2 separate regions of the Homo sapiens genome follow, and region 1 is linked to region 2. A link is an interaction called in ENCODE POLR2A ChIA-PET data of the cell type or tissue named here. Cell type or tissue: A673. All regions are shown on one strand. Each heading gives the region's core, and the rest is flanking DNA. Links, peaks and the distances in the headings are about the cores only. Region 1 has its middle 21 kb from the start of LINC03031. Region 2 overlaps PAX6 (paired box 6).

What was found. ChIA-PET counts read pairs that join two places held together with the same protein. Peaks named below come from ENCODE experiments on the same cell type or tissue, not always from the same donor. Only the 100,000 strongest peaks of a DNase experiment are listed, where the experiment ranks them.
Region 1: POLR2A ChIA-PET joins it to region 2 with 5 read pairs; 4 of 35 experiments call an interaction of 5 or more read pairs at or near these places.

What each region holds. Positions count from the first base shown.
Region 1 is chr11:32,056,368-32,068,322 of GRCh38, reverse strand. No RefSeq gene overlaps it. Among named protein-coding and RNA genes, the nearest start is that of LINC03031, 21 kb to the right of the region's middle. In A673, for the core only: no CTCF peak of the experiment used is centred there; a DNase peak (open chromatin) is centred at 5,582; H3K27me3 peaks cover 6,470 bases.
Region 2 is chr11:31,798,085-31,806,154 of GRCh38, reverse strand. It overlaps PAX6 (paired box 6), which reads left to right. Exons shown (of 14, transcript NM_001368894.2): 5 at 3,321-3,451; 6 at 4,243-4,284; 7 at 4,379-4,594; 8 at 5,299-5,464. Among named protein-coding and RNA genes, the nearest start is that of PAX6, 9.2 kb to the left of the region's middle. RefSeq lists enhancers at 1-628, 1,797-2,012, 6,991-7,528 and a silencer at 1,797-2,012. In A673, for the core only: a CTCF peak has its summit at 7,319; DNase peaks (open chromatin) are centred at 1,134 and 7,300; H3K27me3 peaks cover 7,834 bases.

The sequences.
Region 1 (11,955 bases), core at 1,721-9,720, 260 kb before region 2:
TCCCATCTGATCTGGAATCATGGAAAGCATGACTCAGAGAGGGTGTACTAGTTTCTTAGGGATACCGTAACAAATTCCCATGCACTTGGTAGCTTAAAACGATTCAAGTTTGTTCTCTCACAGTTCTGGAGGCCAGAAGTCCAACATGAGCTTCACTGGACTGAAATCGAGATGTCGGCATGGCTGTACCCTCCAGTGTTTAGGGGGAAATCTGTGCTTCTTCCAGCTTCTGGAGCTACATTCTTTGGCCTGTGGCCCCTTCCTCCATCTCCAAAGCTAACAGTGTGGCATCCTCAGATCTCTCTCTGCTTCCGTCATCACTGCACCTTCTGATGCAGTGAGCCCGATACCCTGCCTCTCCTTTTTTTAGGGACATGTGATGGCATTCAGGGCATCCAGATATGTCAGGATAACCCTTTTGTCTAAAATCCTTAATTTAACAATGTCTACAAAAACCTAACTGTGTAAAGTAACATTCACCACTTCCAGGTATTAGGACCTGTTATCTTTGGCCATTATTTAGCCTACTACAGAGGGTAAGTGACCTGCCCAAGGTCATGCAGCAAGTGTGGGGTTCAAACCCAGGCAGACTCCCTCCAGTCCACACTTGACCACCCAGCTGTCCTGCTAAAGGGATAACAGAATAAACCATGATTCATATCAAGGAAGGGATGATTTGACATCCAGACACAGCTATTTGCATGAAGCTATTAAATTGCCTTGAATATTTTTGGAAGTGAAAGCTAAATTAACCAGCTCACCCCTCTGTGCAGCTAGGCCAGGTCTCTGTCACGTTTTTTTAATGGGCTTGTGAAGAAACACAGGTTTGTTCTGCTGTTTGTAGCTCAGTCATTGGACTTGAGACCTATTAATAAATTTGAAATATCTGCTTAAGGGCTAGAGGAGGAAAAGGGAAGGAAGGCAGTTAAAGAGGGGGCAACAATAAATGCCCAAGAAACTGGGTTTCTTCTCAGCCATAAGCCTGTCCTCCAAGCTGAAACCAGTGGAATCTGGTATCTCCTAGGGGAACCCGAGGGTTGATGAGTGCAGAGGTTGAACAGAGGTGCCTGATTGTCTATTCACTGCTTGGCCAGCCTAAAAACTCTCCTCTATCTGACACTTTTCCTGCTTTGTCCTGTGTTTGCTAGTCATGGAACTGAGTGAAAAGAGTGAGCAGATGGTGTGCAATTTCAATGATCTAATGATTCCGACCTTAAAAGACCAGGGAACAGGTGAACAAATCCATGCTTAACATTTATTAAGAATCTACGTGCCAGACACATTATATAGTATTAATCTTCCTTAACCCCTTTTATAGATGAAAGAGCTAAGGCATAGAAAGGTTAAATGACTTGTCTGAAATAAGACAGTAAAGCAAGAATCTGAACCCAGGTCTGTGTGGCTGCAAAAGTCATGCCCCGTGTGATTGGTTTTAGAAGACCCGAATTCTCCCATTCTTGCTTCACCTGCTCTTTAATGTGGAGAAAGCTTGTTCAACATGTGGCCCAACTTTGAATGAGGCCCAACACAAATTCATAAAATTTCTTAAAACATTATGAGATTTTTGTGTGTGTGATTTTTTTTTAGCTCATCAGCTATCACTAGTGTTAGTGTATTTTATGTGTGGCCCAAGACAATTATTCTTCCAATGTGGTCCAGGGAAGTCAAAAGATTGGACATCCCTGGTAGAGGTTTAAGGTCTGGCCTCTGGAGGCAGAGTACAGGGGTTCAAACTCTGATTCACCTCCAGGCTCCGTAAACTTTGCCAGGTAACCCAACCTCTCCGTGACTCTAGGACATTGAGATTCATAGCAAAGTGCGTGGAACAGTAACTGGCTCATTACAAGTTTAGCTATTACTATTACTATTGGCACATCCAGTAACTTAGGCAAGAGAGGTAGTTTATCATCAGGATGTCACTAAAGGTCATTGACGTCAAGCCAGAATTGAGTACAACTACTAGGTAATAAACAGGGCAAAAATCCATCTCTTTACCTTGGTTAAAGGCATGCAGTTAATACAAATAAACAAGAAACCCAGAAGCCTGGAAGAACTGAATACTACAATAATTATAATAAACTGTGTTTTCTTTACTTTCTTGCAGATTTTAGCTGAGAAATACCCCCTTAGCATCTGTGACATGTTTTCTAGAACTCAGGGTCTCAGCAGTACTACAATACAGGACCTGCACAGAAACAGTTTGCCGAGTTATCAGCACCATCGAATGTTTATGTGACAGAGGCGGATTCTCAGTCACTTCCCCATTCACTGTGACGGGAGCAGACCTCACCAACCACCTTGCACAGCCTATGCATCAGAAACAGTCAAGAGGCTGCTCTGTGCCTAATGCTGGCCTGGGTGCTGCCAGGGAGGCAGAAAGCAAATAAAGCATTGTCCCCATCCTCCAAGGTGACTTGTAGAGTCAAATCATCACACATGAAGTCAGACAACAGTGTGAGCTCCAAGTGTTAGCACAGGGATGTAGTCAGGGTTTGGCTATGGGTTGGCTGCAGAGGTGTGAATGTGCCCCATAGGAGGTGGGACCTGAGCTTGACATTTGAAGAATAGTTGGGATTTGGATAAGGAAAGGGAAAAGGAAAGGGCATGCCCTCAGAGGGGATCAGAATCAGCAAAAGTGCTGATGGGGAGAAACTCCCATTGAACCATCACCTGCTGATCCTGGGCGCTGCACATTTTCTCTTCGTTCACCCCTGACCTCAGTGTTTCCCATTGGAAGCCTATGGTGGCAATCACAGAAGAGTCCTTCTCAGACTGGTCTAAATGTAAAGATTTACTGTTTGGAGCTCAGATATGGGACTGCTGGTGCACGTGGTCAGGCATCCAGCAGTGGAGTTGGGTTCAGGTTTTTTGGATGAGGAGAATGAAGAAGGCTAGGATAATGGAGAAGTAAATGATGAAGGCATAGAACTTGTTGAAGAATAAAGACGCCAAGAGTGAAATGGTGAAATGGAGAATTTAAAAAAGAAGACAATGAATAAGTGGAGTAACCCATTTTGCAAAAATCTTACTGTGGCTTGACTGCTTTTGCCTGGTGACTCTCTGCCCTCTCACCTGAGTGGGGAAATTTAGTTCCTTCATCCATTCCTTTTGGGGTCTGCCTGTCTGTAGAGAGCATGTGCTTGGCTCTGCTCTTGGCTACAGGGTAAACGTGGGAGTAAAGCCTTTGCCCTCATGCTCGGGAGGAAGCCTGTAGCTTTTCTAGTGATGCCTGTTGCAGGGGAACACATCTGATTAGCTTTGAGTTTCAATATTGGGGGTCTGTGGTAGGAGAGCTTACACGTGGCCAATGACAGTTGAGCAGAAGTGATGGGTCACTTCTAAGTGGAAGCTCTGAGAGTCAATGTGGGGCTCACCATACTTACGTTTCCCTCTCCTCCATGATAATTGAAAATGTTCCAGTTAGAGTCTGTTCCAATTGCTGTGACTCCAAGTTAAGGTGCCATGGAACAGATCCTCAGCTGGGCCACAGTGGATCTGTAATGTGATAGAGAACTAAATTTTTGTTTTTAGCCAACAAGACTCTTGGGTTGTTTGTTACTGCTGCATAAGCTACCTCTCCTGCCTAACACAAAGCCTACAGTTGCTGCTGCACATCTAAGCAACTTTCTGCAGCAGCCCTATTAGTAGTAGATTGACATTTGCATCTCCATCTGCCCTACTTTTTTCCCTTTTCTTGTGTTCTGTTGGGATAGAGGTTGTTATTATTTGCATTCCCTCATACTCTAATAAGTGCCCAGTCTGTGAACTCCAGGTAAAAATTAATCTTGCTTCTCACTGTACAAAAAGGAAAGTTGGAAGCATCAACAGAAAATGTATTGGTGAGTTTTGATGTTGTGAAGTGAGTGGAAGATTATTTAGATAAATGAATTAATCTGATTGAAATGGTTCCCAGAAGTAAATGTCAATGAACCAGACGTGGTAATTTCTTGCTCATGAAGTAGTGTTAGTATGCATGTGACTTGAAGTTTATGTTAAAACACAAGCACTGAATTACCTCTTGGGGTGTGGATGGTGTAGACAGGGCATGTGGCCACCATGAATGGAAACTGTCTGTGTCAAATATGGTCAGCTCAGGCAGGATGATGGGCCAGACTCAAGGTTCCCAGAATTTAGTCGTGAATCATAAACAATAAGGCAAGGCCAGAAATATATCTTTTGTGTAGAAATTAACATCAAGCTATCTGTAAACATCTGCTAAGCAACATCCAAGTGGCTTCTGTGTACTGGCGGCTTCGCTTCAGTGCTTCAGAATAACAAGTGTTGCCTTCAGAGGGAATAATTGCTCTCTTAAAATGTGTGTGTGGGAATCTTAGGAGATAGTTACCTAGTCATATGCACATTTCCAAAAATGGGTTGCCATTAAAATGTGTGCCCAAAAAAGGGATTAAACAAACAAAATATCAGGAAAATGCTGAGTTCAATTTTCATGTTTTGTTTTGGATTTTGTTTGTTTGTTTTACTGTAGAAGCTTCTCAGAGGCTCTCCAGAAGGGGTTATGTATTAGTAGGAAACCACTTCCTGAAATTTTTTGACCACAGAACAATCGACCAATCAGTCACTCGATCACTGATAGATAGGTAGATAGACAGACAGATGGAGGAATGGAAGGATGAAGGAATGGATATGGGCATAGGTAAATAGAAATATTTAGCATTTCATTCGAATATTTGTAAATAATAAAGAGTATTAAGTGAACTTATATAATAAGTATACCTTTGACTAGATAAACAGACTTCCACTGATGTGAGCTCTTACAGTGAAAATTAAATCAACTGAACAATTAGGATGCTTTTGGGAACAGAAAACAAATTTCTATATAGAAGGAACTTAAACAATAAGGTTATCTGTTATCTCACGTAAGAAGTCTGGAGGCAGAGTGCTTTCAGAATTGGTTAATTCAGCAGCTCTACAATATTATTTGAATGTAAATGTTTTCTTTCTTTCTGCCACTGCTTTCTGAAGCATGAAGGCAATCTCTCCCTCTTAGTTGCAAGATGTTGCTGCAGTTTCTGATTCCCACACAAAGCAGACACAATATTCCACAAAGTTAGAGGGAGGGATTTCCTCATGTGTGGCTCTTTTGTTTTGTTTTGTTTTTGAGATGGAGTCTTGCTCTGTCACCAGGCTGGAGTGCAGCGGCACCATCTCAGCTCACTGCAACCTCCGCCTCCTTGGTTCAAGCAATTCCCCTGCCTCAGCCTCCCAAGTAGCTGGCACTACAGGCACGTGCCACCAGGCCTGGCTAATTTTCTGTATTTTAGTAGAGACAGGGTTTCACCATGTTGGCCAAGAGGGTCTCGATCTCCTGACCTCGTGATCTGCCCATCTTGGCTTACCAAAGTGCTGGGATTACAGGCATGAGCCACCACGCCCAGCATTTTTTTTTTTTTTTTTAAGGAAAGAAACTCTTTCCCAATAGCCCCCAGCAAACTCTCCTTAAATCCACACAGCAAGGTTTGGGGTGCACATCTGTGCCCTGAATGCAGTGAAAGCTGGGAAGGGAAGTATTTTACATTTTAAATCTACAGAGTGGAGGATGAGTCCTACCAGCAGCGGGGAGTGTGATGTCTCATAATTGTTGGTAGGCAAGCAGCCAGTAGTGTCTATTATATAATTGCATGAGCTTAGTGTATTAGTCTAGGTTCTCAGAGAAACAGAACGAATAGGATATATATCTCTATCCATCTATCTATCCATCTATTCATCCATCTATCCATCCATCCACCATCCATCCATCCATTTATCTATCTATATATCATCTATACATCCACCCATTCATCCATCTATCCGTCTCTCTGTTATTTATCTAATCTATCTATTTACCATCTATCATCTATCTATTATCTGTCTATCTTTCATAAAGAGTTGGCTCACAAGGTTATAGAGGCTGAGAAATCCTGAGATCTGCAGTCACCAAACTGAGGACTCAGGAAAGCAGATGGTATAGTAACAGTCTGAGTCCGGAGGCTGGAGATGCTCAATCAATATTCCAGCTTAAAGACACAGAGAGTAAATTTTCTCTCACTCCACCTTTTTGTTCTGCTTAGGCCTTCAAGGGATAGGATGAGGTTCATTCACACTGGGAAAGACCATCTCCTCTACTTTGTCTACTGTTTCAAATGTTAATCTCATCTGGAAACCCTCTCATCAAAATTCCTAGAATAATGTTTAACCAAATATTAGGGCACCCAGTACAGCAGTCAAATTGACACATAAAATTAACCATCACACGTAGGCAAGTTACCTCTTCAGGACTTAGTCACCTCATTTGTAAAGGGAGATAACTAATTGGGTTGTTGTGAGAATTAAATAAAATAATGTATTTACTTAGCATAGCATCTAGCACAAAATTTGCTCTCAATACAGATTTTTAAGCACAAAATTGAACTCATTGTAATAATACCAGAAATTTCATCAACTGTCTCTCATGCTGCCTCAGGTTCTCAGCACCTTACACATGCTGAGTTAGTCATGTCAAGGAGTCCCAAAGGGTTATCACACATAAACTTGGAAATCAGCCTGTCCTCTGCAATTGCTACACAGCCATGGTATTTTTCTCTTACCCTGGCTCATTGCAGAAGTCAATTGTCTGCAAAGCCACTTAAGATAAGAATACTAATGGCCATGCCATGCATGGACTGTACTGATCCCGAGATGGTCCCCTTGAGGATTCCAGAGCTGGGTTCTCAGCATAGGTGGGGGGAAAAGCCCTCCAAGTTGCATAGAATGCTCCATGAAAACCACTTTTGCTTCTTCCACAGCTCTTCTCTCCATAGCTCACTCGTTCAAAAAATATTTATCAAGCATCTACTATGTTCCAGCACCGTGCTAGAGAGTGGCTCACAGATAGTTGGTAGGCGAGCTGAACCAAAGGTGTCTGTTCAGTTGGCAGTGAAAAGTTGAAGAGTTGGGGAAAGAATCTGCATCTTTCTCAGACCAAGGATGCCAAGAGGTCACAGTGCTTGTGCCCTCCCTGAATCCTTGGCAGTTAAAGGGGTGGGTGAGGGTGGGGAGAAGCATAAGAATTTTGCAGCTATGGTCTTTGAGAGTGAAGACTATTGCTTCTCATTGTATCTGATGTTTACATCAGGTTTTCTGTAGCTGGCCTGGCCAGGGTGCCATTTTGGAATGGGAGTAGACAAAAACAAATAGAGCTTCTCTGTCTTTCCTGGTTTGTTTGTTTGTTTTTGTTGTTATCATTACCCTCTTTTGGGATTTGTAAAATCCATGCCTGGAACTGAAAACACCAGAGAATAGGGAGCTGAATTTTCTTCTTCCTTCTACCCCAACAGGGTGTGTGATTTGAAGGCAAAATGAGGTTCCAATATTGGTCAACATTGCCAGTGGTGTCACAGGTTAAGCAGGTTGGATTCTAAAGTCAGTCAAGGAATATAAATTGTTCTGTTTACAAACACACATACATGCATATGTTCATTGCAGCACTATTCGCAATAGCAAAGATATGGAATCAACCTAAATCCCCATCAATAATAAACTGGATAAAGAAAATGTACATATATACCATGCAATACTCTGAAGCCATAAAAAGTAATGAGATCATGTCCTTTGCAGAAACATGGATGGAACTGAAGGCCATTATTCTTTCTTTCTTTTCTTTTCTTTTCTTTTCTTTTCTTTTTTTTTTTTTTTTGAGATGGAGTCTTACTCTGTCGCCCAGGCTGGAGTGCAATGGTGCGATCTCAGCTCACTGCAACCTTTGCCTCCTGGGTTCAAGCGATTCTCCTGCCTCAGCCTCCCTCCTAAGTACCTGGGATTACAGGCACTCACCACCACGCCCGGCTAATTTTTGTATTTTTAGTAGAGACAGAGTTTCACCATGTTGTTCAGGCTGGTCTTAAACTCCTGACCTCATGATCTGCCCACCTTGGCCTCCCAAAGTACTGGGATTACAGGCGTGGACCACCGCGCCTGGCCAAAGGCCATTATTCTTAGCAAACGAACACAGGAACAGAAAACCAATTACTGCATGTTCTCACTTATAAGTGGGAGCTAAAGGATGAGAATGCATGGACACAGAGGGGAACAACCCACACTGGGGCCTATCAGAGGGTGGAGAGTGGGAGGAGGGAGAGGATTGGGAATATAACTAATGGATACTTGGCTGAATACCTGGGTGATGAAATAATCTGTACAACAAACCCCTGTGACACAAGTTTATCTACATAACAAACTTGCACGTGCACCCCTGAACTTAAAACACAAGTTAAACAAAAATAAATAACGACAGTGAACATAGTAAAAATTGCCTAACATTAAAATAACCCTTGAGAATTCAAAGTCCCATAGATATGGCTTTGTGGATCCCAAGCTATAGCTTAGTATGTCTAACACAGATGCTTTTCTCTCAACATGGGAACAGATTGCTATGCCTGTGTTTGGGCACCAGATGAGGTATTTGGCTTGTGTTTAGGGATTATGATGAATGCAAAATGGTTTTGAGTTGTTTGTTTTATGTTGGTTAAGTGTGAATAGTTTGCATATATTTAAATAAGTGTATAAATGAGGGAAAATCACTGGAGAGGCCACTGCTAGTACATAGTGTGCTGGCCAATTCTATTAATTCAACACTTACAAAAATGATTGAAACCATTTTTTATATTTTTTATTTTTGAAAATTTCAAACCTGGAGAAGAGTTAAAAGAATAATATAATGATAATGAATGCTTATATACCCAACACCTAGCTAGTTTCATCAACTGTTAATCTTTTACCACACTAATACTCTCTCTCCTTCTCTAACACACAGACACACCACACACACACACACACACGCACACACTGTGTATTAGTTATAATGAGGTTTCACAAATTGAGTATGCACTTGTAACCAGCACTCAGATCAAGAAGCAGAACATCATTAGCAACCCTGGAATTCCTTCTTGGGTGCCCTTTCTGACATCACCTCCTAGGGATATCCATTAGTCTGGCTTCTAATGACTAAATTGGTTTTGTGTGTTTTTTAACTTGATGTAAATGAAATCACATTTTACATGCTCTTTTTAGAGTCTGGCTTCTTTTGCTCAACATTATATTGGCCAGGTTCATCCAAGTTTTCCTGTACAGTTCTCTTTTCTGCTTAGCTCTGTCTTTGTGGCTATTGCTATTCAAGGCACTGACTTTTTTGAAGCATCCAGGCAAGTTGTCTTATAGAATGCTCTGGAATCTGGATTTGTCTGATATTTCTCTTGGTTAGGTTCAGCGTAAGCATTTTCGCAAGAATCCAACAAAGGTGAAGTTGTCTGCTTCCCACTGCATTCCATTATGGGGCACATAGCATCAGTAGGTCCCATTATTGAAGACGCTAAGCTTGATTGCTTTGTTAAGCCAGCATCTGACAGATCGCATTACCTGTTTGTAATTAACGAGTAATCTTTGGGAGGATACTTTGAGGTCACGTTAATATCCTTTATCCAACCAACTTTTTACTCAATCATTTTAGCATCTATTGATGATCCTTGCTTGAATCCATTGTTTTGTTGGAAATGAAATACTTAAGAAATTCTCCTGTAAAACTAAGACACTCTTAAGTATTAATGTTTCCTAACCTCCAGCCTCTGCAAAGATACAAGATAAACATATAGGCTATTCCCTGTTTTTCTACAGTGTTCCACTTTCTACCTTGTCTGTCCTATTTTGTACCCTGAGAGGGTGATCCTGAACCCTGCACCATCCACATTGCCCTGCAGTCAGGTTTCTGGTTGGGTGTCACCCATGAGAGCCTGCTACAGGCAAGACTTCCAAGGGCAAGAAGAGAGAGTAGTCAGGGGCCCCTCCTGACTTCCAGCTTCAGCCCTTTCAGCCTTAGGAATAGTAATAGCTTCCTGCTCTTCCAGTCTTTGGGTGCCTTGATATTTCTTTGTTCACTTAACCCTGTCCACACCTTTATAAGTAGTCATTTCATTAAAAAAAATCTCTTTTTTAACCTATCTGAAAACTTCTGCTTCCAGCCAGGACTCTAGCTGATTCAGTAAGTTTCACTCCAAATCTCAAGTTTTGATGTGAAGGGTGGGGTTTATACTGTATTTTTGTCCATCAATCAGGCAGGGTTCCTGGATAGAGGAATGAGTTACAAAGGGGAGGACAGGCTGTAAGAAAAAGGCAGGAAAAGAGTGTGTAGTACCCCAGGATTGGTAATAGTGAGCACCATGATCACCCTGGATCTGAAGGGGCAGTGAGAGGGACCATGACTTTTGGGTAAGGGACACAGCAGACTCATGGCAACCCTGCAGTGAGAAAACCAGAAGAGTAAACACTGAGTCTGCTGGCTTCTCTACCTCCTCTCTCCTGCTGCTGTTCCCACTGACCAGACTTGACAGATCCACCCAGTTCCTCCTTCCTGGAGCAGAGCAGGGTGGAGAAGTGGGGGAGCAGGATCTGAGAATATCCAAAATGTGCCTTAGTTCTCCTTAGTTCCTGGCCCAAAATATGCCATCACACCCAAACACACCAAATCCCAAGTGGACTACAAGATCGAGAAGGCTCAGCCTGGTGTTTAAGAACCATCTTTGAGAGGTACTAAGTATTATGATGAAGAACGAGGTTTTCAATTTCAGCTGCATGCTTGGACCAGCAACTTGACCCACACGAGCCTTATCTGTAAAAAGGGATATGAACAGTAAGTACCTGCTTCTAGATGTATTTGAGGATTAACCTCTGGAGGACCTCAAGATGGAGCAAATTTGTCCCCAGAAAATATCTTGATGTAGAAAGGATACTGATTTTGAAGCCTGAACTCTTGGGTTCAAATCCTGCCACAGGGTGCTCTTCCTCCGTGTGGCCTTAAGTTCTCCAAGCCTCAGTTTCCTTGCTATAAAATGGAGCACAAACACCCACTTCACAGACTTAGATGAAGACCAAAGCAAATGAGATAAATGTACACGAAAAGGTTTTCTAAAGTGGAATGGCACTCTGCTAATGTTCAGCACTATAATTAATAAGCCAGCGAAGAGTGTTCTGTGGCAGGCATTTTTCTGATGATCTTCATTGCTACTCTCTTGTTGACTCAGGACATGTCAACAGATGACTTCCATTCAACCTAAATGTCCCTTGCCCAAGCTAATTGCTAATTTAGACTTAAACTGTGCCCAACTCACGATTAGAATTCAAACCTTGGAACTCCATTAGGGATGCATAATGCTACATTTTCCTTCACTGAAATTAATCAGCTGCAAATGATTAAATTACTATATATAGTGTGAAACACAACAAAGCTGTAATTTTTATATAAATTCCAGAATGTTACATTATTTCCCTTCAGCACTGACATCGGAATAATTCCTCCACAATCATTGCTTTGTCTTCTGTAAAATAAAATTTTAAAAACCCATTGCTCTTCAAGCGTACCAAAGTCTGAGTTCAATATTTAATATGATTAATGTTTACTGTATTTGTTGTGGGGTTGTCTGCTAATTGTGGCGTTAAACCGCACCCCCTTCATCATCTTTGGGGGCTGAGCGATGTTGGTTCAGAACCACTGTTTGAGAAAGTATCAATTAAAATTCAGCTCCATTGAACACATGAATCCTTTTTGTTGTTTGTTTGTGGTGCCCGGCATATCCGGTGGCAACATTCTCCTTCACTCCCCTTCTCCTAACTACAAGAACAGTTGGAGATTCCAGGCAGCTTCTGAGGAAGGATGTGGTGAAGCCACAGGCTTGCTCAACAGGCAAATGGATGCCAGAGATATCCAGGGTGCAATGCCAGCAATAGGCTTCTCTAGTGAAGCCCTCAACGCTGGAGGGGAATGGGAGTGGTAATTAAAGCAAGGCCTGGATGCGGGTGTGGCACTTCATGACCCGAGATTGTGTGTGTCTTTAAATTTTGTGTCCTAGCCACCTCACTCTTAAGGACCTGACCTCTTTACGTTTTGCACCCCAGGCACCTCGTCTGCCCGTCTGCCCCTCTGACTGAGTA
Region 2 (8,070 bases), core at 71-8,070:
GCTGCGGTAGAGAAACCCCATCCCCCCCAAATCCTGTAACTCACACCCCCTCTCGCCCCTGCCCGGGCTCTGACCCCGGAGAGAGGGGCTGGGCTGATCAGGGCGGGGCGAAGTCTTCTCCTAGTTGAGCGAGAAGGAGGCCCCTTTGGGCTTAGCCAAGACTGAAAGTCTCCACCAACCCGGCGGGGTTGGGGGCTTCTCTCCCCAAGTCACTCTCAGGGCAGCTCCTCCCCTCCTCACCCCACTACGGGCCTAGAAGGGATGGGGAGAGGAGCCCCCAGGCCTGCAGCAGGGTAGGGGTGGTAAACTCGCTGTTACAGGGCGCGGGAGAGAGCACGGTTTACTGGGTCTGGTAAGGAGGTGCCCAGGAATTGGAAAATCCCTGCCCTGGCAACTGCAATTGCTTGGGTCCTGATAGTCCCAGGCCCAGAGCGCTTTTGATACTTATGGCCCTTGTACCTCCCTGCTTTCCTCTGCCCAGACCCCGTGGGGTCCCACCCACCTTCCTGTTCGTGGTGGGTGCTGGTACGCGGCAGGGCTAGTCTAGAGCTCCGACCTGGGAGCCTGGAGGCCCAGCGAAACCAGGCCCGGTTTGAGGTTACGGTTGAGGCACACGGCGTCGGGGCTCAACTGAACTCAAAGTGTGGAAAGGCCCGGGTCTTCCAGCAGCCTGCCCTGGCCGAACCACACAGGCTTAAGGAGGGTCCCCAGCACCTTATCCATCTGTTTTGGAAACGCCGGTCGCCCCCTGGTGCTTCCGGGGCTGGTAAGCGCGTAGCTGAGGAAAGGGCACAAAGGTGGCGAGCTTTGCGGGAGTAGTTGTGCAGAACCTGCCGGACCCCAGGGCTTGGCCGGTAGGCTCGCCTTCGGCGGCTGGGCTCTCCCCTTGGAGCTCAGACTCCCCAGCCGCAGGCTGTCTCTCGGGCGGGCCCCAGCCAGGGCGCGCAGCCCTGAGCGTTTGTCGCTGCGGCCCGGCTGGCAGGCCCCGAGGGGCGCGGGGTCGCGGGCCGGCCGGCAGGGCTTTGTGCCGCTCGTTCCCGGGTGTGCGCGAGGCGCGGAGCATCCAAATTGACACCATATGTTTTCCTATTAGTTGCTTCGCGGTCGAGTTCTAGGCGCATAATCATCGCCAGTGGGCGAGAGCGCCAGCAGTCCCTAGGGAAGGGACACAATGATTGAGGCTTAACCTCTGAAGGGGAATTTGGAGCTGCGCTTTCTCTCTGCCATTTCGATGCTGGGAGTGGCGCTCTGGCCCTGGCGTCTCCTGGGCAAGCACCAGCCGGCGGTATCTGCGGAGGTGGCTGGCACGTTGTTATTTTTTGAAATGAGTGAGGAGGGAGGTCTAGATTTAGGCGGCCTTACGCGCCCGCCTTGGCATTAGCAGACTGGGAATTGCCGTGGCTATGCCCGAAGTTTGGAAAGTCTCTCTCGGTCTCTTTCTGGGACAGCCTTTCTTTTTCCGGGAAGCTTCCTGTGCCTAGAGGTGGGGCTCTGTAGCTGGAGGGGTAGATGGAACTTGCGAAGCAAAGGAAGGCAATAAAAGGAAGTTAGGAGAAACCGGAAACGTGGGCCAGGCCTTGCTCTGTTGGAGAAGCGGTGTCCCCGCAAAGTCCCTGCTTGCGCTGGTCCCGGCCGGAGCCCAGATCCCCCAAACGCCTGTCACTTCTCATCGAGTTGAGGCTCCGGCCCCCACCCGCGCCTTGGTGAGGGCCCCCCCTCAGCCCCAAGCCTTCGGCTACCCTGAAAACGCGGCTCCCCTCGAAGGGGAAACAAGTGCAGTTCAATCTCGTCTGAGTGATCTACAAATAAGGACGGAAAGGGTCGTTTTATCACGGTCCCGTTTGTCGTGACGATGCAATTTCCCGGAGCGGAGCACTGTCACAAAGTGACAAGGCTGCCACAAGCGCCCCGACTGATCTTTTCAATTAGCCTTCCATGCATGATCCGGAGCGACTTCCGCCTATTTCCAGAAATTAAGCTCAAACTTGACGTGCAGCTAGTTTTATTTTAAAGACAAATGTCAGAGAGGCTCATCATATTTTCCCCCCTCTTCTATATTTGGAGCTTATTTATTGCTAAGAAGCTCAGGCTCCTGGCGTCAATTTATCAGTAGGCTCCAAGGAGAAGAGAGGAGAGGAGAGGAGAGCTGAACAGGGAGCCACGTCTTTTCCTGGGAGGGCTGCTATCTAAGTCGGGGCTGCAGGTTGGAGATTTTTAAGGAAGTGGAAATTGGCAATTGGCTTTGTGTGTCTGTGGTTTTTGGGGAGGGGGACTACAAAGAGGGGCTAACTCCCTCTCCCTATTCTCTAAGGTTGGACCACAGGGATGAGGTTGTGAGATACAAAGATAAAGGAGGGATGGGGAACACTATGATGTGGTATTTTTCTTTTCTGTTTTTTCTTTTTGATAATATCTATCCTTGGCTAAGGGGAGGGCGGAGTTCAGCGGCGGAAATAAAGCGAGCAGTGGCTGGTGCGAACCGACTCCCGGCTCTAAGCCTTACTTGCGGTGGCCGGACTTGTCTGTGGCTGAAGCCGAGCCCGGGCTCTGACTCTCACGTCTGCACTGGAGGTGCGGAAACCTGGACTGGGGTTCACCAGCCACATACTGGCTGCTCTGGTTGTTCTCTCCTCTTCCTTCTTCTATTCTAACCAAACAAAACCCAACTCGATGCTTGTGCCAGGCCTTGGCCAGTTTGGACGGTGATGGAAACATTTCTGGATTTTAGCGTCTAAGGGAGCACTCAAGGGCTGTAAGGTTTGCTATCACTGTCCCAACACTGCAGAGACCTTGAAGGTTCAGTGTGGGATCTGTAGAACCCATGGTTTGCGGTGACACTCAGAGGGGATCTTTGGGAGATTTATAGAGCCGGTTCTTAGCGCTTTGTGGGTTCAGAGGCTGGCTGCAGTGTTTATGAAGAGGGGCAGTGGGCTGGGGACACTGCTGGGGTTATGGCTGTAGTGAGGTCCATGTGTACTTGTTCCTTGGCATGTGTCTGACTCTGTGTTGCTGCTGCAGTACAGTGGGCAGGGGCACGGTTGCTTGGACTGGGCTGCCCGATGTCTGGCATGGCTGGTGGTCCTGTTGTCCTTTATTTGATCGATAGCAGGGAACTGACCGCCGAGGTTGGCACAGGTTGGCAGGGGGATGAGGATGCATTGTGGTTGTCTCCTCCTCCTCTCCTTCTTCCTCTTCCCCTTCCTCCTCTCCTTTCTGTTCTTGTTCTCCCTCATCTTCCTCTTCCTTCTTCTCCCTCTTCTTCCTCTTCACTCTGCTCTCTTCTCTTCTTTTCCCCTTTCCTCTCCTCTCCCTTTCCTCAGGTCACAGCGGAGTGAATCAGCTCGGTGGTGTCTTTGTCAACGGGCGGCCACTGCCGGACTCCACCCGGCAGAAGATTGTAGAGCTAGCTCACAGCGGGGCCCGGCCGTGCGACATTTCCCGAATTCTGCAGGTGATCCTCCCGGCGCCGCCCCACTCGCCGCCCCCGCGGCCCTCCACTCTCAACGCCCTCTCTTCATTTCTTACTGTAAACGATGCTAATTATGGACCCCCCCACCCTCACCCACCCCAGTCCCCAGTCCCCCCACCCACTCCCCTGCCTTCCCACTTTCCCCTCTCCTTCCACCATCCTTCCCTATCTCTTTCAACCTGGGTCAGTTACATAAGATAACTCATCTGCTTCAGAAAAATATTGTGTGCGGATTTTTTTAAAAAAATCTTTCTCTTTTTATTTGGTAAAGACATTCATTGTGGGAACAGTTTATGAACCGTAATAAGCTGAGTTATATAAACCGGCATAATTTCATTCTGCTCTCCCCAGCCCATGCTTACCTCAGCTTTTGAGGTATTTGTTTATTCTTCATGTTTATGAATAATATATATTGATTTTAAAAGGCAAATGCTATTTACTCCTCCCTAACTCACATTTACTCAATTGAGTATTTTTTAAAGAAGAAGAAGTAAAAAAATCAGTTTATTTTTTACCTTTGTTCTTTAAAACATAACGCCACTTTAAGCAAGGTCAGCACAAAAATAAATTTATCTACTTCGTTTTGATGCATCTTCAGGCAGTGTTTAAGAAAAGTTTTTTTTTTAAAAAAAGCTTTTAAATTCGTTTTTTAGTTCAAATTGTTTGAAAGTATCATCATATTTGTAGTTTTTAGGGCTACAAATGTAATTTTAAGAAAAAAAGCTCTCTACAGTAAGTTCTCATACCATTGAAGGTATATTTTTGTGTTATAGACCCATGCAGATGCAAAAGTCCAAGTGCTGGACAATCAAAACGTAAGCTTGTCATTGTTTAATGCATACTTAAACAATTTTATTTTTGTCTTGAAATTATTAATAATGTGGTTTTCTGTCCACTTCCCCTATGCAGGTGTCCAACGGATGTGTGAGTAAAATTCTGGGCAGGTATTACGAGACTGGCTCCATCAGACCCAGGGCAATCGGTGGTAGTAAACCGAGAGTAGCGACTCCAGAAGTTGTAAGCAAAATAGCCCAGTATAAGCGGGAGTGCCCGTCCATCTTTGCTTGGGAAATCCGAGACAGATTACTGTCCGAGGGGGTCTGTACCAACGATAACATACCAAGCGTAAGTTCATTGAGAACATCTGCCCTCCCTGCCCTAAGCCCAATGCTCTCTCCTCTTTACCTCCTCCCACCCTCTCTCTCCACTGTCTCTTAGTCTGTGTCCTCTCCCTGCTCCACATTTGTCTCCTTTGTACCTGGGGGAACAGAGAGGAATGCCCTGACTTTTCTTTGACTGTCTGGAAAATGGGAGTCAAGTGTGGGGAGTCATTCACTTCATTTGCATGCTGCAAAACAGAGGGCGGAGGCACCAGGGAAAGGCACTTGAATGAAGAAGGAAAATGAGAACCAGATTGTAACTTCGTCCTAATCCACCTGCCAGAACTTTCCTTCAGGTGTCACACATCCATTTCCATCCTAATATTAAACAATATAATGAAAGAAAGCTTTACAACAAGTCTAAATAGTTTTTATTTTCGGGCAGTCTTTTAACAAAGCAAAGCAACCGTGTGAGTTAGGTCACCAGAGACACCAAGCAATGGTGAAGGACCCCCTCCGCCCAATTCTCTATCCAACTAAATTTCCATGCCCAAAGTGATAGCTATCATTTTTTCCACGGTGTATCTGCAAATCCACCCACTGTCCCGGGGTGGCTGGGAGCTTTTTAACGGGTTGAGAGTTGCTTTTTAAGGTTGTGGGTGAGCTGAGATGGGTGACTGTGTCTTCAGGAGACACTACCATTTGGTTTGATTTTGGTTTGATTTGCAGGTGTCATCAATAAACAGAGTTCTTCGCAACCTGGCTAGCGAAAAGCAACAGATGGGCGCAGACGGCATGTATGATAAACTAAGGATGTTGAACGGGCAGACCGGAAGCTGGGGCACCCGCCCTGGTTGGTATCCGGGGACTTCGGTGCCAGGGCAACCTACGCAAGGTAAAACCCAAGCAGCCATCCACGCAGCTCTCCATATGTGCATCCCTTTGCCTGTCCCCTACTCTCCCAACCATTTCCTCTCAGGGCTTCCATGCTTGGGGAATGTCATGGGTGAGACTGCATTTGAAGGCCTGGGACACATCGACCACATTGTATGTAGGTGGTGTTTGTTGAACCATTTTGTTGGCCTGGGAATGTGAGGGTTGTGTATGTCAGGAGCGGTATGAAGGTGGCTGGTGGGTGCGTGTGTGTGTTTGTGGGCAGCACTGTGTGCATAAGAACGAGCTGCGTGGTGCACTATTCAAATTTGACATTAGAATGCAGGGAGAGCCCCCTTGTAGAAGTGTGACAAGATAACGCACTGACAGACTGCGAGGTTAACATAATTGTATCCTGTTGCTTTTTGCTGTAATTGACAAATTATGTGACTATGAGTAGGGTGCACATGAAAAGGTGAGCAGGGAGATGCAGGGCGAGTCGGGGATGGGGCATTGGAAGTGGTGGTCTCCCAACTAAAACCACCCCACTATCCTTGCCCCTCCCCCGTTCGCCCCTCTGGGTCCCACTTTCTCACTCTCTGTGGGTGGCGACTATGTGGAAGTGGTGAGGTGAAGATACTGTGAGCAGGACGGCGGGATGCCGGGAGCCGCTCTGGTCTGGGAGGAGAGATGGGACCTGAAACACCCCAGGTTCTGTGAGAAGGGCTGGAGGAAGAAGAGCGGGGGATGGGGGGGGTGGGGCGGAGGGGAGGGTCAGTTGGCTCCCCTCCGCTCCCCTCCACACCCCGAGGTAGCTTGGTCAAGAATAGGAAACAGTTTACTCCGAAGATTAATCGGTATTTGTTGTCCTCGTGACAAGGAGATAATATGCGGGATAATGGGACGTGGCGTCTCACTCCCAGGAGCACAACGGAGCCGAGGGGCTCGGGGCCAGGGGCGGCGCGCGGGACTGCGAGGAGGCTGCCGGCGCATCCGTGAGCTCTCGGACCGGCTCCGGATGCCCGGCGCCTCCATGGAGTCGGGCGAGGGAAGGGAAAATCGGTAACAGTATGCGAAATATCTGGTACAAAGGATGCTTCTGTCACTCGCAAGAATTTGTTATGGGAACAATCCTGTCGCTCTGTAATTGCTCATTAGAGAACGTTTTGTTTCTCATTAAGGCGACATGAATAAGCGTCTAGTTGAAGGAGACAGCTGTAGAAATGTTCCACAAGAGACCTCTGGACACGATTCGGCACCAATTGCCAATTAGACATGTCAGTTTTAAGAGCAGAAAACAATATAGGACGGACACTGGGAAGATAGGGAGCAAAGCGCTCGCTTCTTGTTTCCCAGCGCGGCCGCTCGGCCGGCGGAGGCCTCCTGACGCGCGGGGCCCGGGCTCCCCTGGGCGACCCCGCCCGCACGGGCCCCGAACCCGCCGCCTCCGCGAGCTCAGAGGGCCCCCAGGCCCGCTCCCGCCTCTGGTGAGACTAGCGATTGACCCCACCGAGTGTAGGCAACCCCATCCCTGCCTGACTTTTGAAACCGTAGGATTCCCACTTGTAGACACTGGACACACCCAAGTGACACCCGAACTTCGCACTCACGAGCGTCCACCCCTCCGCCCCCAGCAATCTGAGGTCCTGGTGATCCCTCCCCTGACAAGAGTCTGGCCCACTTAGTCCGAGAAGTCTTGGGGAGGGACTCAGGGCACGGTGGCCTAGGCCTGGGAGGGCTGAGCCCAGAGCCTCCACTCCGGGCTCTCCCCGGTGCGTGGGCTCCCATGAGCTTGGGGCGCAGGATACACCCCCCTTCCGCTTCTTGGAGTTGGGCAGAAGCCGAGGACAGCAGCTTCCACCAGAGGTGGCGCCCGATTCGGGCGGATTTTCGTCGCCGGCAGTCTGAGGGCGGGAAGTGAGAGTCAAATCAGCTAGGGTCCGCCTGTGATGGTTGGGGCCGGAGGTGGAGCTAGTCCAGGGGCTTTTCACTTTAACGCGCCTAGTTGCTAGAAAATTCTGGGTCAACTGGCAATCACCACCCCCCCACCCGCAAGTGAGGTTTTTGGGGGGTGATTGTCACCTCAGGCACAGGACCGTCGCCCCTAGTTGCGTGGGGAGGACACGTGGGCCAAACGAAGCACAGAGTTGCCGGCGTGGGGGTAGCGGGCACCGGTGGTGAGCTTCGCTTCACGTTCCCGGGGAATCCTCAGACTTTTTGGTGCTAAGAGGGTCCCCCTCCCTCCCTAGCCCCCTTTCCCAGCCCAGGAAGCCTTTCTTGGGTTTTAAAGAGTCCATACTCCAAAAGCATAAGGCGGGGGTTAGGTCTCAGAGGGAGACAAATATGGTTTCCATCTGATCAACGCCATGCGGCGGTGAATAAAATCGCGACGACGTGGGCTGACAACAACAAGAGACAACTCTATCCAGCCCCAATTCTCCGGCGATTTGGTGGTTTTAGGGATCACGGAGACACTTTTTCTTATCTCCTCCCCTCACCCCACCCCCACCCCCCATAATACCCAAGCCCTCTATAGGATTTAGTCAGCCTCTCTTTCAACAGATGCTACAATGTTTTGATCCGCGCTCCAGAGCTGAAAAGGTGCCGCAACCGGGTTGCTATCTTTTC